Linked DNA regions of Homo sapiens: region 1 is linked to region 2. The links are chromatin contacts, found by Hi-C or POLR2A ChIA-PET in ENCODE. All regions are on one chromosome and are shown on one strand. The core of a region is the stretch at or near the end of the contact, and the rest is flanking DNA. Distances in the headings are between cores, read along the strand shown. Region 1 overlaps EIF3L (eukaryotic translation initiation factor 3 subunit L). Region 2 has its middle 8.0 kb from the start of GGA1.

Region 1 (5,829 bases), core at 85-2,584, 290 kb after region 2:
TCTCTACTAAAAATACAAAAATTAGCCAGGCAAGATGGCGGGAGCCTGTAATCCCAGCTACTTGGGAAGCTGAGGCAAGAGAATTGCTTGAACCCTGGAGGCGGAGGTTGCAGTGAGCTGAGATCATGCCATTGCACTCCAGCCTGGGCGACGAGCAAAACTCCATCTCAAAAAAAAAAAGAAAAGAAAAACTCTCTAGAAAGAGTGAGTTACTGTTAACTGGTGGTGTTTTTCCAGTGGTCTTTTCCCCACCTTTACATCTAACACTCACCATCATTATCACTTGCAAGTCCATGGTGGCTCCTGGGTTAGATGGCCCTGCTCCTCCACCTGGCTGCTCTTCCCTGACTGTGCTTTCCCCCACAGGACATGATCCACATCGCGGACACCAAGGTCGCCAGGCGTTATGGGGATTTCTTCATCCGTCAGATCCACAAATTTGAGGAGGTGAGAGATCTGAGAGAAGAGGGGTTTGTTGGCTCAGGACAGAGCTTAGGAACTGAATCGAGAGTTTACTTTTTTTTAATTTTTATTCCTTTATTTATTTTGAGATGGAGTCTTGTGCTGTCACCCATGCTGGAGTGCAGCGACGTGATCTTAGCTCACTGCAACCTCTGCCTCCTGGGTTCAAGCGAGTCTCCCTCCTCAGCCTCCCGCATAGCTGGAATTACAGGTGTGTGCCACCACACCCAGCTAATTTTTGTATTTATGGTAGAGATGGGGTTTCACCATGTTGGCCAGGCTGGTCTCCAGCTCCTGGCCTCAAGTGATCCAGTCCGTCTCAGCTTCCCAAAGTGTTGGGATTACAGGCATGAGCCACCATGCCTGGCCTTTTAAATTTTTCATTTCTGTTATTAAGAAAGCCTACTGCCCTCCAGCCTGGGCAACCGAGCAAGACCCTGTCTCAAGAAAAAAAAAAAAGAAAAAGAGGCCAGGTGCAGTGGCTCATGCCTGTAATCCCAGCACTTTGGGAGGCTGAATTTGAGATCAGGAGTTCAAGACCAGCCTGGCCACATGGTGAAACCTCATGTCTACTAAAAATTAAAAAAATTAGCTGGGTGTGGTGGTGCGCACCTGTAATCCCATCTACGCAGAAGGCTGAGGCAGGAGAATGATTTGAACCTGGGAGATGGAGGCTGCAGTGAGCAGAGATCATGCCACTGCAAAAGAAAGCTTGAGGTTGGCCCTTTAAATTTTCAAGCTAGACTGGCTGGCTGCTTGGGGTTTGGGGAGTGGGGTTGGGCCTGTAGGAATTGCTGCATCAGCCTTCTCCAGAGCATCTCTTTCCAAGATCTCCCTCTGCGGGTGGCCAGCTCTCCTCTCCCTCCCTGGTATTTCCTAATATGGGTGGATTCACTGCCTGCTCTTGCCCATCCCTCCCCGTTTGGCATTGTTTTCCAACTTAGACAGGTCTGGCTAGTTCCTGTAGGCTGGAGGACAGGAAGCTCTGTTTTGACATACTTGGTGCATTCCTTGTCTTGCCCTAGGAGAGGTCTTGTGGGTCAGGCCAAACACTGTAAGGGTGTGGGTCTCTCTTTGTGGCCATTGCTAGGGCTACTGTGTCCTGGTGCTTTGAGTTCTCCAGCAGAGGTCAGGCTCTTCCTGCAGGATCATAACAGCCCTGCTGCTCTTTTTACTTTCTGGCTGTTTAGATCACATCTGTCAGGGTGGTGGGCTAGGGCTGTCTTCTAACAAGGATCCTGTTCAAAGCTTCTCATTCTTCCCCTAACTGAACTAGTAACCTTGAAACGTCTGGCCAGTCTGAATCCTTTTTCTGTCAGATGGATAGAGCAGTGTTGTGTATGGGTTTGTTGAGTGTGAAGGGCAGATAAAAGAATAATCCGCGTGAACTGTGCAGGGCCATATGAATGTCACGGCTTTGCACACACATAGTGGACACCCACATCAGAAACTTCCTTTCTTGGCTTCAGAGGGGCAGCTGGGAATCTGACCTAGTGATCATACACACTGTAGGAAAGGGGTTGGGGAAATCCCCGTATGTAACTTTGCTTTTCTTTCTCTTCTAGCTTAATCGAACCCTGAAGAAGATGGGACAGAGACCTTGATGATATTCACACACATTCAGGAACCTGTTTTGATGTATTATAGGCAGGAAGTGTTTTTGCTACCGTGAAACCTTTACCTAGATCAGCCATCAGCCTGTCAACTCAGTTAACAAGTTAAGGACCGAAGTGTTTCAAGTGGATCTCAGTAAAGGATCTTTGGAGCCAGATTTGTCGTCTCATTATTGTAGGAGAGAATTTGTGGGTTGTGGCAGTAATACATTTCCCATGTGTCCTGATGCTTTCAGGATACATCAGTTGTTAGTGTTTAAATTGAGTTATTTTTATTTTGTGCTTTTGAGATGGAGTCTCACTCTGTCTCCCAGGCTGGAGTGCAGTAGCGTGATCTCAGTTCGTTGCATCCTCCGCTGCCCAGGTTCAAGCAGTTCTGCCTCAGCCTTCCAAGTAGCTGGGATTACAGGCGTGTGCCACCACACTCAGCTAATTTTTGTATTCTCAGTAGAGATGGGTTTTACCATGTTGGCCAGGCTGGTCTCGAACTCCTGGCCTCAAGTGATTCGCCTGCCTTGGCCTCCCAAAATGTGCTAGGATTACAGGCATGAGCCACCACGCCCCGCCTAAATTCAAAATCTTTTTGTTTTTTTTTAGACGGAGTCTCACTCTGTCGCCCAGGTTGGAGTGTACTGGCGCGATCTCGGCTCACTGCAAGCTCCACCTCCCAGGTTCCTGCCATTCTCCTGCCTCAGCCTCCCAAGTAGCTGGGACTACAGGCACCCGCCACCATGCCCGGCCAATTTTTTGTATTTTTTAGTAGAGATGGGGTTTCACCGTGTTAGCCAGGATGGTCTCAGATTTCCTGACCTCGTGATCTGCCCATCTCTGCCTCCTAAAGTACTGGGATTACAGGCGTGAGCCACCGTGCCCAGCCCTAAATTGAATTCTTAAATCCCTCTTGTTCATAAAGCAGTATATTTGGTTTACAGGACATTTTCACGTTCAGTATTTTGTTTGTGCGTCACAAGATCCTATGAACTTTAAATGACCTATAATTTTCATGACATATTTGTGGCAGTGCTGGGTCCTGGAAGGAAACTATTGAACACCTCCTACTGCCAGGAACTGTGCAAAGAGGGATCCATATACATTACTTACACCTTACAACTCAGGTTTAGTAGTAGTTCCTCATCTTATTGATGAGGAAATGAACCCACAGTAGTTAGTGACTTGATCAAGGTCACATTAGGCAGCTGCTGGAGCTGAGCTAAATGGTTTCCTGCCTACCCACAGTATTAATGCTATGCCTGTCACCCTATAGTGGGTACTTGGACTGGAAGCCCCTGCTTGCAAGTTGTCTCACATCTCTGCCTGGTTCCTTGTATATAAAATAAGGTTAGCAGGCCAGGCGCGGTGGCTCACGCCTGTAATCCCAGCACTGGGAGGCCGAGGCGGGCGGATCACAAGGTCAAGGAGATCGAGACCATCCTGGCTAACATGGCGAAACCCTGTCTCTATTAAAAATACAAAAAAATTAGCCGGGCGTGGTGGCGGGCGCCTGTAGTCCCAGCTACTCGGGAGGCTGAGGCAGGAGAATGGCGTGAACCCGGGAGGCGGAGCTTGCAGTGAGCCAAGAGATCGTGCCGCTGGACCCCAGCCTGGGTTACAGAGCGAGACTCCGTCTAAAAAAAATAAAAAATAAGTGTAGCAGAACCTGGCTCACTGGGCAGTGGTGACGAATAAATGAGAATGCTATTTTGAGTGCCCAGTGCAGTGCCTGGCCTATAATGGATGTTCAGTTACTGTTTCCCCACACTTGGAATTCGTAAGCTTTTCAGTATGCTCTTTTTCCCCATTGGTTTGATAATTATTATTGGGAACTGAATGGTGGTTCCCAAGAAGACATGTCCATATCCTAAGCCCTGGATGCCATCAGCATGACCTTATTTGTTTGGCTGGCATGCAGTGGCACGATCTCTGTTCACTGCAACGTCTGCCTCCCAGGTTCAAGCTATTCTACCTCAGCCTCCCAAGTAGTTGCATGCCACCATGCCTGGCTAATTTTTTGTATTTTTATTTTTGTTTATTTTTTTGAGACAGAGTTTTGATCTTATTGCCCAGGCTGGAGTGCAATGGCGCGATCTCGGCTCACTGCAACCTCCGCCTCCGGGGTTCAAGCGGTTCTCCTGCCTCAGCCTCCCAAGTAGCTGGGACTACAGGTGCACGCCACCACGCCTGGCTAATGTTTGTAGTTTTAATAGAGACGAGGTTTCGCGATGTTGGCCAGGCTAGTCTCGAACTCCTGACCTCAGGTGATCTGCCTGCCTCAGCCTCCCAAAGTGCTGGGATTATAGGCGTGAGCCACTGCGCCTGGCTTTTTGTATTTTCAGTAGAGACTGGGTTTCACCATGTTGGTCAGGTGGGTCTCAAACTCCTGACCTCAGATGATCACCCATCTCGGCCTCCCAAAGTGCTGGGATTACAGGCATGAGCCACAGTGCCCGGCCTTCTTTGTTTTGTTTTTGTTTTTGTTTTTGAGATGGAATCTCGCTCTGTCGCCCAGGCTGGAGTGCAGTGGTGCAATCTCAGCTCACTGCAACCTCCACCTTCTGGGTTCAAGAGATTCTCCTGCCTCAGCCTCCTGAGTAGCTGGGACTACAGGCACCATTTCTCCTGCCTCAGCCTCCTGAGTAGCTGGGACTACAGGCACCCACGACCACACCTTGCTAATTTTTATATTTTTTTAGTAGAGATGGTATTTTGCCATGTTGGCCAGGCTAGTCTCAAACTCCTGACCTCAGGTGATCTGCCTGCCTCAGCCTCCCATAGTGATGGTATTACAGGCGTGAGCCACTGTGCCCAGCCAGCATGACCTTATTTGGAAGAAGGTCTTAATGGTTGTAAGTTAAAGATCTCAAAATTAGATCATTGTGCTTGCTTTAGCAGCACATGTACCAAAATTGGAATGATGCAGTTTAGCATGGCCCCTGTGCAAGGATGACATGCAAATTTGTGAAGTGTTCCCATGTATTAAAAATACATTTTTAAAAATGAGATCATTCTGGATTATCCAGGTAGGCACTAAATCCAATGACAAGTGTCATGAGAGACACTGAGGAAAGAGACAGGAGGAGAAGGCCACGTGAAGACAGGCTGATGGAGTTAGCAGGCACAAGCTAAAGAATGTGCGGGGCCACTGGGAGCTGGAAGAGGCAGGGATGGCTTCTCCCCTGGAGCCTCTGGTTTTGGACTCGTGGCTTCTGGAACCGTAAGAGGAGAAATCTCTGTTGTTTAAGTCCCAAGTCTGTGATAGAGCAGCCCCAGGCAGGAATTGAATGCATTGCCTCCTGTGTATCAAGCCATTGGAGGATTCAGGGACAGAAAGCTGGGTCCTTTTCTACGAGCAAACCAGCCAGGCACTGATAGGCAAGGGGGAAGTCGGGACGTGGGAAAAGACCGAATTCCTGTCTTCAGACTCAAATTCTAATGGTTGAAGACAGGTGATAAGCCATATTTAGTGTGTTGGATGGTGGTATGTGTTGTAGAGAAAAATCGAAGGCAGGAGTTTCTATTGTGAATAGGATAGTCAGGGACCACACTGATTGGCGTCATTTGAGCAGAGACCTGAAGACATTAGGAGGGGGATGGTGCAAGTATGTGAGGCAAGAGCTCTCCAGGAAAAAAACTGCAAGTACAAAGGTCCTGAGGCCACAGCATGTTTTATATGTGGAGCAAATGGAGCAAGAAGGCCAGCTGGAGCAGAAGGTAGCAAGGAGGAAGAGGCCAGATCCTGGAATGAGGCTCCAGGTTG
Region 2 (6,071 bases), core at 2,758-5,257:
GGCAGGAGAATCGCTTGAGCCCAGAAACTGGAGGTTGTAGTGAGCCAAGGTCGCGCCACTGCACTCCAGCCTGGGTGACAGAGTGAGACTCCATCTCAAAAAAAATAAAAATAAGGCCGGGCGCAGTGGCTCACGCCTGTAATCCCAGCACTTTGGAAGGCCGAGGCGGGTGGATCATGAGGTCAGGAGATCGAGACCATCCTGGCTAACACAATGAAACCCTGTCTCTACTAAAAATACAAAATATTAGCCAGGAGTGGTGGCACGTGCCTATAGTCCCAGCTACTCAGGAGGCTGAAGCAGGAGAATCGCTTGAACCTAGGAGGCAGAGGTTGCACTGAGCTGAGATTGCGCCACTGCACTCCAGCCTGGGGGACAGAGCAAGCCTCCATCTCAAAAAATAAATAAATAAATAAAAATTAAAATAGAAAATAAAATAAAATAAAATCATTGCTACATAACAAGCACGTGGCCCAAAATTGTAGGAAAAAAATGTATTACAGTGGCATGTCAGGTGCTTAAGTAAAAATATCTTATTGTTCTGATTTAATAATTATGGTATTTGCCAACATTTTAAAGTTTTTTATCTATTTCTCACTCTAAATAAATACATAAGCAGGGCGTGGTGGCTCACGCCTGTAATCCCAGCACTTTGGGAGGCCGAGGTAGGTGAATCACCTGAGATCAGGAATTCGAGACCAGCCTGACCAATATGGAGAAACCCCGTCTCTACTAAAAATACAAAATTAGCCGGGCCTGGTGGCGCATGCCTGTCATCCCACCTACTCAGGAGGCTGAGGCAGGAGAATCGCTTGAACCTGGGAGGCGGAGGTTTTGGTGAGCCGAGATCATGCCATTGCACTCCAGCCTGGGCAACAAGAGCGAAACTCTGTCTCAAAAAAATAAATAAATAAATACATAATTTTGCATCAGTCATTTTATATCCTTTTTTCTTAGAGTTTCCCCAATTTTTTACAAATTTCAGGCTCCACGAAATCTGAATTCATCCCATCCTGATGTAAAACATATTTCTTAAATTGGAAATCTGCCACAAAATATCAAAAAGCTCTGGACTAGATAGATGATCTCAAAGATTTCTTTTTCTTTTTTCTTTTTTTTTTTTTTTTGAGATGAAGTTTCACTCTGCCACTCATGCTGGAGTGAAGTGGCGCGATCTCGGCTCACTGCAACCTCCATCTCCTGGGTTCAAGCGATTCTCCCACCTTTGCCTCCCTAGTAGCTAGGATTACAGGCACGCAACCAACACGCCTGGCTAATTTTTTTTTCTTTTTTTGTATTTTTAGTACAGACGGGGTTTCACCATGTTGGCCAGGCTGGTCTCAGATTCCTGGCCTTAAGTGATCCGCCTGCCTGGTCCTCCCAAAGTGCTGAGATGACAGGTGTGAGCCACTGCGCCTGGCCCAATCTCAAAGATTTCTTCCCGCTCTAGAATTCTCTAACTCTGTGAGAACTGCATTCTGATCCCCTCCCCCCAGCAGCTGCAACTCTAACAGAAAGACAAGGAAGTTCTTCCTTGGAGCTGATCCAAGTCTTTCCTGCTGTCCTTGAAGTCCTTGTCCTGCAGGGAGGCAGGGAGACAAAGTGCCAGTGTGCAGGGCTGTAGGCAAGCCAAGGCAGGGAGAAGTGAAGACAGGTGCTTTGAAGCTATATGCTCTAGGAGAAGAGAAGGAAAAGGGTAGGACCAAAGCCCTAAACCTAGAGAATGGAACTGACGGCCTCTCCCAGTATACCAATAGCAGCCACCATTTGGAGCCTTTTTTTTTTTTTTTTTTTTGACACAGTACCTAGCTCTGTTGCCCAGGCTGGAGTGCAGTGGCACGATCACAGCTCACTGTAGCCTCAACCTCCTGGGTCCAGCCATCCTCCTACCTCAGCCTCTCAAATAGCTGGGACCACAGGCATGCACCACCATGACGGGCTAATTTTTAAAATTTTTTTATGGAGACAGGGTCTTGCCATGTTGCCCAGGCTGGTGGAGGCTTCTTTATTTAGAACTTATAGAGTGCCAGCCAGGCGCGGTGGCTCACGCCTGTAATCCCAGCACTTTGGGAGGCCCAGGTGGGTGGATCACTAGGTCAGGAGATCGAGACCATCCTAGCTAACACGGTGAAACCCTGTCTCTACTAAAAATACAAAAAATTAGCCGGGCGTGGTGGCGGGCGCCTGTAGTCCCAGCTACTCGGGAGGCTGAGGCAGGAGAATGGCATGAACCCGGGAGGTGGAGCTTGCAGTGAGCCAAGATCACGCCACTGCACTCCAGCCTGGGCGACAGAGTGAGACTCCATCTCAGAAAAAAAAAAAAAAAGAATTTATAGAATGCCTACCGCGTGCTAGGTAATGTACGTGTAACTTCCTTTTTTTGTTTGTTTTTGTTTTGAGACAGAGCCTCCTCTGTCTCCCAGCCTGGGGTGCAGTGGCTCAATCTCAGCTCACTGCAACCTCCGCCTCCCGGGTTCAAGCGATTCTCCTGCCTCAGCCTGCCGAGTAGCTGGGATTACAGGCACGTGCCATCATGCCCGGCTAATTTTTGTATTTTTGTAGAGACAGGGTTTCACCATGTTGGCCAGGCTGGTCTTGAACTCCTGACCTCAGGTGATCTGCCCGCCTCAGCCTCCCAAAGTGCTGAGATTTCAGGCATGAGCCACCGTGCCCGGCCATGTACATGTTATTTCTAACCTCCCAGCAACCGAGGTTGGAGAGGTGAAGTGACTTACCCGAAGTCACACAGCTCTGCACTCTCCTGTCCTGCACTTCTTTCCCTCCAGCATTGCCATGCTCCCCAGTTCTAAAGATTTTATTTAGCAGGCTGGGCGAGGTGGCTCAAGCCTGTAATCCCATCACTTTGGGAGGCCAAGGCGGGCGGCTCACTCGAGGTCAGGAGTTTGAGACCAGCCTGGCCAACATGGTGAAGCCCCGTCTCAATGAAAAATACAAAAAACAGGGCTGGGCCTGGTGGCCCATGCCTGTAATCCCAGCACTTTCGGAGGCCGAGGTAGGTGGATCACCTGAGGTTGGGAGTTTGAGACCAGTCTGACCAACATGGAGAAACCCTTTCTCTACTAAAAGTACAAAAATTAGCTGGCGTGGTGGCGCATGCCTGTACTCCCAGCTACTCGGGAGGCTGAGGCAGAAGAATCACTTAATCCCGGGAGGCAGAGGTTGCAGTGAGCCGAGACTGTGCCACCGCACTCCAGCCTGGGTGACAGAGCAAGACTCCATCTCAAAAATAAATAAATAATTTTTAAAAATACAAAAAAATTAGCCGGGCGCGGTGGCTCGTGCCTGTAATCCCAGCTACTCGGGAGGCTGAGGCAGGAGAATTGCTTGAATGTGGGAGACGCAGGTTGCAGTGAGCCGAGATCTAGCCACTGCACTCCAGCCTGAGCCACAGAGTGAAACTCCATCTCAAAAAAAAAAAAAAGATTTTATTTAGCAAACACCATCTCCCCCAACCCACCTTTGGGGAGGAAATTCCTCCTCATTCTCCATTCACTGCCCCTTCTGTCTCACACTCATTCAGCCACCTGTCGGGTAATTGGTCCCTCGCCCTCCTCTGCAGCACTTTGAATAAACCCACACAGGACTTCGGACAGCCCCACCAGCCTACAGCTTCTTGGCTGATTGTCTTTGTGGCACCATCCAATCTGAAAGTATATTGTTCATTTACGGGCTGAGTAATTTACTTGAATGTAAATTCTACCAGGGCAGGGGCTTGCCTCTCTTATTCCCCCCAACTTCCTCCCCTGTCCTGCCACAGGACTTGGCACAAGGTGGGCGCTGAATCATTAATTGCTTTCTTGTGTAACCTCGACCTCAGAGTCATGCTGTAAACTCCAAGTGCTAGAGCACAAGAATGAAAAGTAGCAACTGTCCATCAGCCAACTAACACGGGGCAGTATTTGCATATTGTCTTCCCATTGATGAAATCCGCTGTCTCTAGTTTCCTTCTGGCCAGTGGGGTAAGGGCATAGTATCCGCCTCAGTGTCCACGCCCCTGTAATTTACATCTTCCTACCCAATGAAAAGGTGTCCGGGGGTGGGGAAAAGGGAGTTGCTCAGACTCTTCATTCCCCAGCCCCTTCTGTCCCCTAACTGGTTGGCACACAATTCAGTCACTGGCAAACATGACCCCATCCGGTACACCTGAGCACCTAGAGTAGGGAGAGGCTGATATTATGAAGAGCTGGGGCAGAGGAGGCTGGGGACTAGAGTCCCACTCTGCAGCAGAGATGGTCCACACCATGTAGTCAGACCTTGAGGTGAATCTACATAAGCTCTTCTCAGATCTAAGGTCCTTGGGGAGCTAGAGCAGGCAGGAACAGTTGGCTTGGGGAGCATGAGGTGGACTGAGCAGAGGTTAAGGTTCTCTAACTTTGGGCAGACATTCCTGGGCCGGCTAACTGCAGCCTTGACCTCCTGGGCTCAAGCGATCCTCCTGCCGTATCGAGTAGCTGGGACTATAGTTGCATACCACCACACTCAGCGCTGAGCTAATTCTTTTTTTTTTTTTTTCTGGTTGCCTAGACTGGTCTCAAACTCCTGAGCTCAAGTGATCCTCCTGCCTTGGCCTCCCAAAGTGTTTGGATTACAGTCGTGAGCCCCCTGTGCCTGTGCCCAGCCTCTCCAAGGGGCTTTTACATGGTGGTCACCCAGAGAAAACCAGCAGGGTAGAGCCTGCAGCACCTTGGAAATCAAGCAGAACTTGGCCCCAGCTCCCCATTTATGGCTTCAGGCAAGAGTTTCTGTAACCTCACTGGCCCTCTACTTTCCTCCTCTGTAATTTGAGAAGACTAATAACTATCTTAAAGTACTGGTATGATATAAATGAAAAAGCCATGGCACATAATGGATGAGTCAATAAATGGTAGCAAATTATCCTGATTTGGAATCAGATCAAAGGTAGTGAAATGAACTGTCACATGGGAGATTCCCACCTGCCCCCCAATCTTCCCAGGACATGGAAAAGCCCAATGAACAAATCCATTTCATTAGTGGCCACAGTCCCCTCACTCCCACCCTGAAATGGCCCAGATTTCCCTTGCAGCAGATTTTTTTTTTTTTTTTTTGAGATCTCACTCTGTTGCCCAGGTTGAAGTGCAGTGGCATAATCATGGCTCACTGTAGCCTCAACCTCCTGGACTTAATCCATCCTCCCACCTCAGCCTCCCTAGTAGCTGGGGCCACTGGCAGGCGCCATCATGCCTCGCTAATTTTTTTTTTTTGAGACAGAGTCTCACTGTGTTGTCCAGGCTGGAGTGCAGTGGCACAATCTCAGCTCACTGCAACCTCCGCCTCCCAGGTTTCAAGCAATTCTCCTGCCTCAGCCTCCCAGATAGCTGGGATTACAGGCATGCATTACCAAGCCCGGCTAATTTTTTGTATTTTTAGTAGAGATGGGGTTTCACCATATTGGCCAGGCTGGTCTCGAATTTCTGACCTCAGGTGATCTGCCCACCTCGGCCTCCCAAAGTGCTGGGATTACAGGAGTAAGCCACTGTGCCTGGCCATGCCTGGCTAATTTTTTAAATTTTTTGTAGAGACGGGGTCTTGCTGACCTTGTAGCAGGTCTTATTTTTGCTGTCCCATTGTTTCAGGCAATCTAGATTTTGGGGGAAAGGCTTAACTGCAAACAACCAATGAGATAATCTTCTGTAACACAGGCATTTATATATTTGTACTGAATTATATTTCTTTTCATCTTAAACATCATTTTCTTTTTTAATTTTATTTATAATAAATAAATATTTATTATAATTTTTTTTTTTTTTTTTTGGAGACGGAGTCTCGCTCTGTCACCCAGGCTGGAGTGCAGTGGTGTGATCTTGGCTCACTGCAACCTCCGCCTCCCGGGTTCAAGCGATTCTCCTGCCTCAGCCTCCTGAGTAGCTGGGATTACAGGCTTACACCACCACGCCCAGCTAATTAGTAGAAACGAGGTTTCACCATGTCGGTCAGGCTGGTCTTGAACTCCTGACCTCGTGATCCACCCACCTCGGCCTCCCAAAGTGCTGGGATTACAGGTGTGAGCCACTGCACCCAGCCAACATGAT

The links. A loop is a pair of places that touch in the nucleus more often than their neighbours do. ChIA-PET counts read pairs that join two places held with the same protein, here RNA polymerase II (POLR2A). Pooled maps may share reads with other maps.
Region 1: POLR2A ChIA-PET joins it to region 2 with 15 read pairs in activated CD4-positive, alpha-beta T cell. The contact joins two enhancer-like sites. A Hi-C loop is called at or near these places in 7 of 50 pooled maps. POLR2A ChIA-PET finds 5 or more read pairs at or near these places in 6 of 52 experiments (CD8-positive, alpha-beta memory T cell, MCF 10A, PC-9 and 3 more).

What each region holds. Positions count from the first base shown.
Region 1 is chr22:37,886,399-37,892,227 of GRCh38, forward strand. EIF3L (eukaryotic translation initiation factor 3 subunit L) reads left to right here. Exons shown (of 13, transcript NM_016091.4): 12 at 367-447; 13 at 2,028-3,009. The coding sequence ends at 2,066. It also overlaps the pseudogene RNU6-900P. Among named protein-coding and RNA genes, the nearest start is that of MICALL1, 17 kb to the right of the region's middle. Within about 2 kb of position 1,335, at least 9 of the 41 ENCODE cell types and tissues checked have a DNase peak (open chromatin) inside an H3K27ac peak, as active enhancers do.
Region 2 is chr22:37,597,809-37,603,879 of GRCh38, forward strand. No RefSeq gene overlaps it. Among named protein-coding and RNA genes, the nearest start is that of GGA1, 8.0 kb to the right of the region's middle. RefSeq lists a silencer at 3,754-4,048. Within about 2 kb of position 4,008, at least 4 of the 41 ENCODE cell types and tissues checked have a DNase peak (open chromatin) inside an H3K27ac peak, as active enhancers do.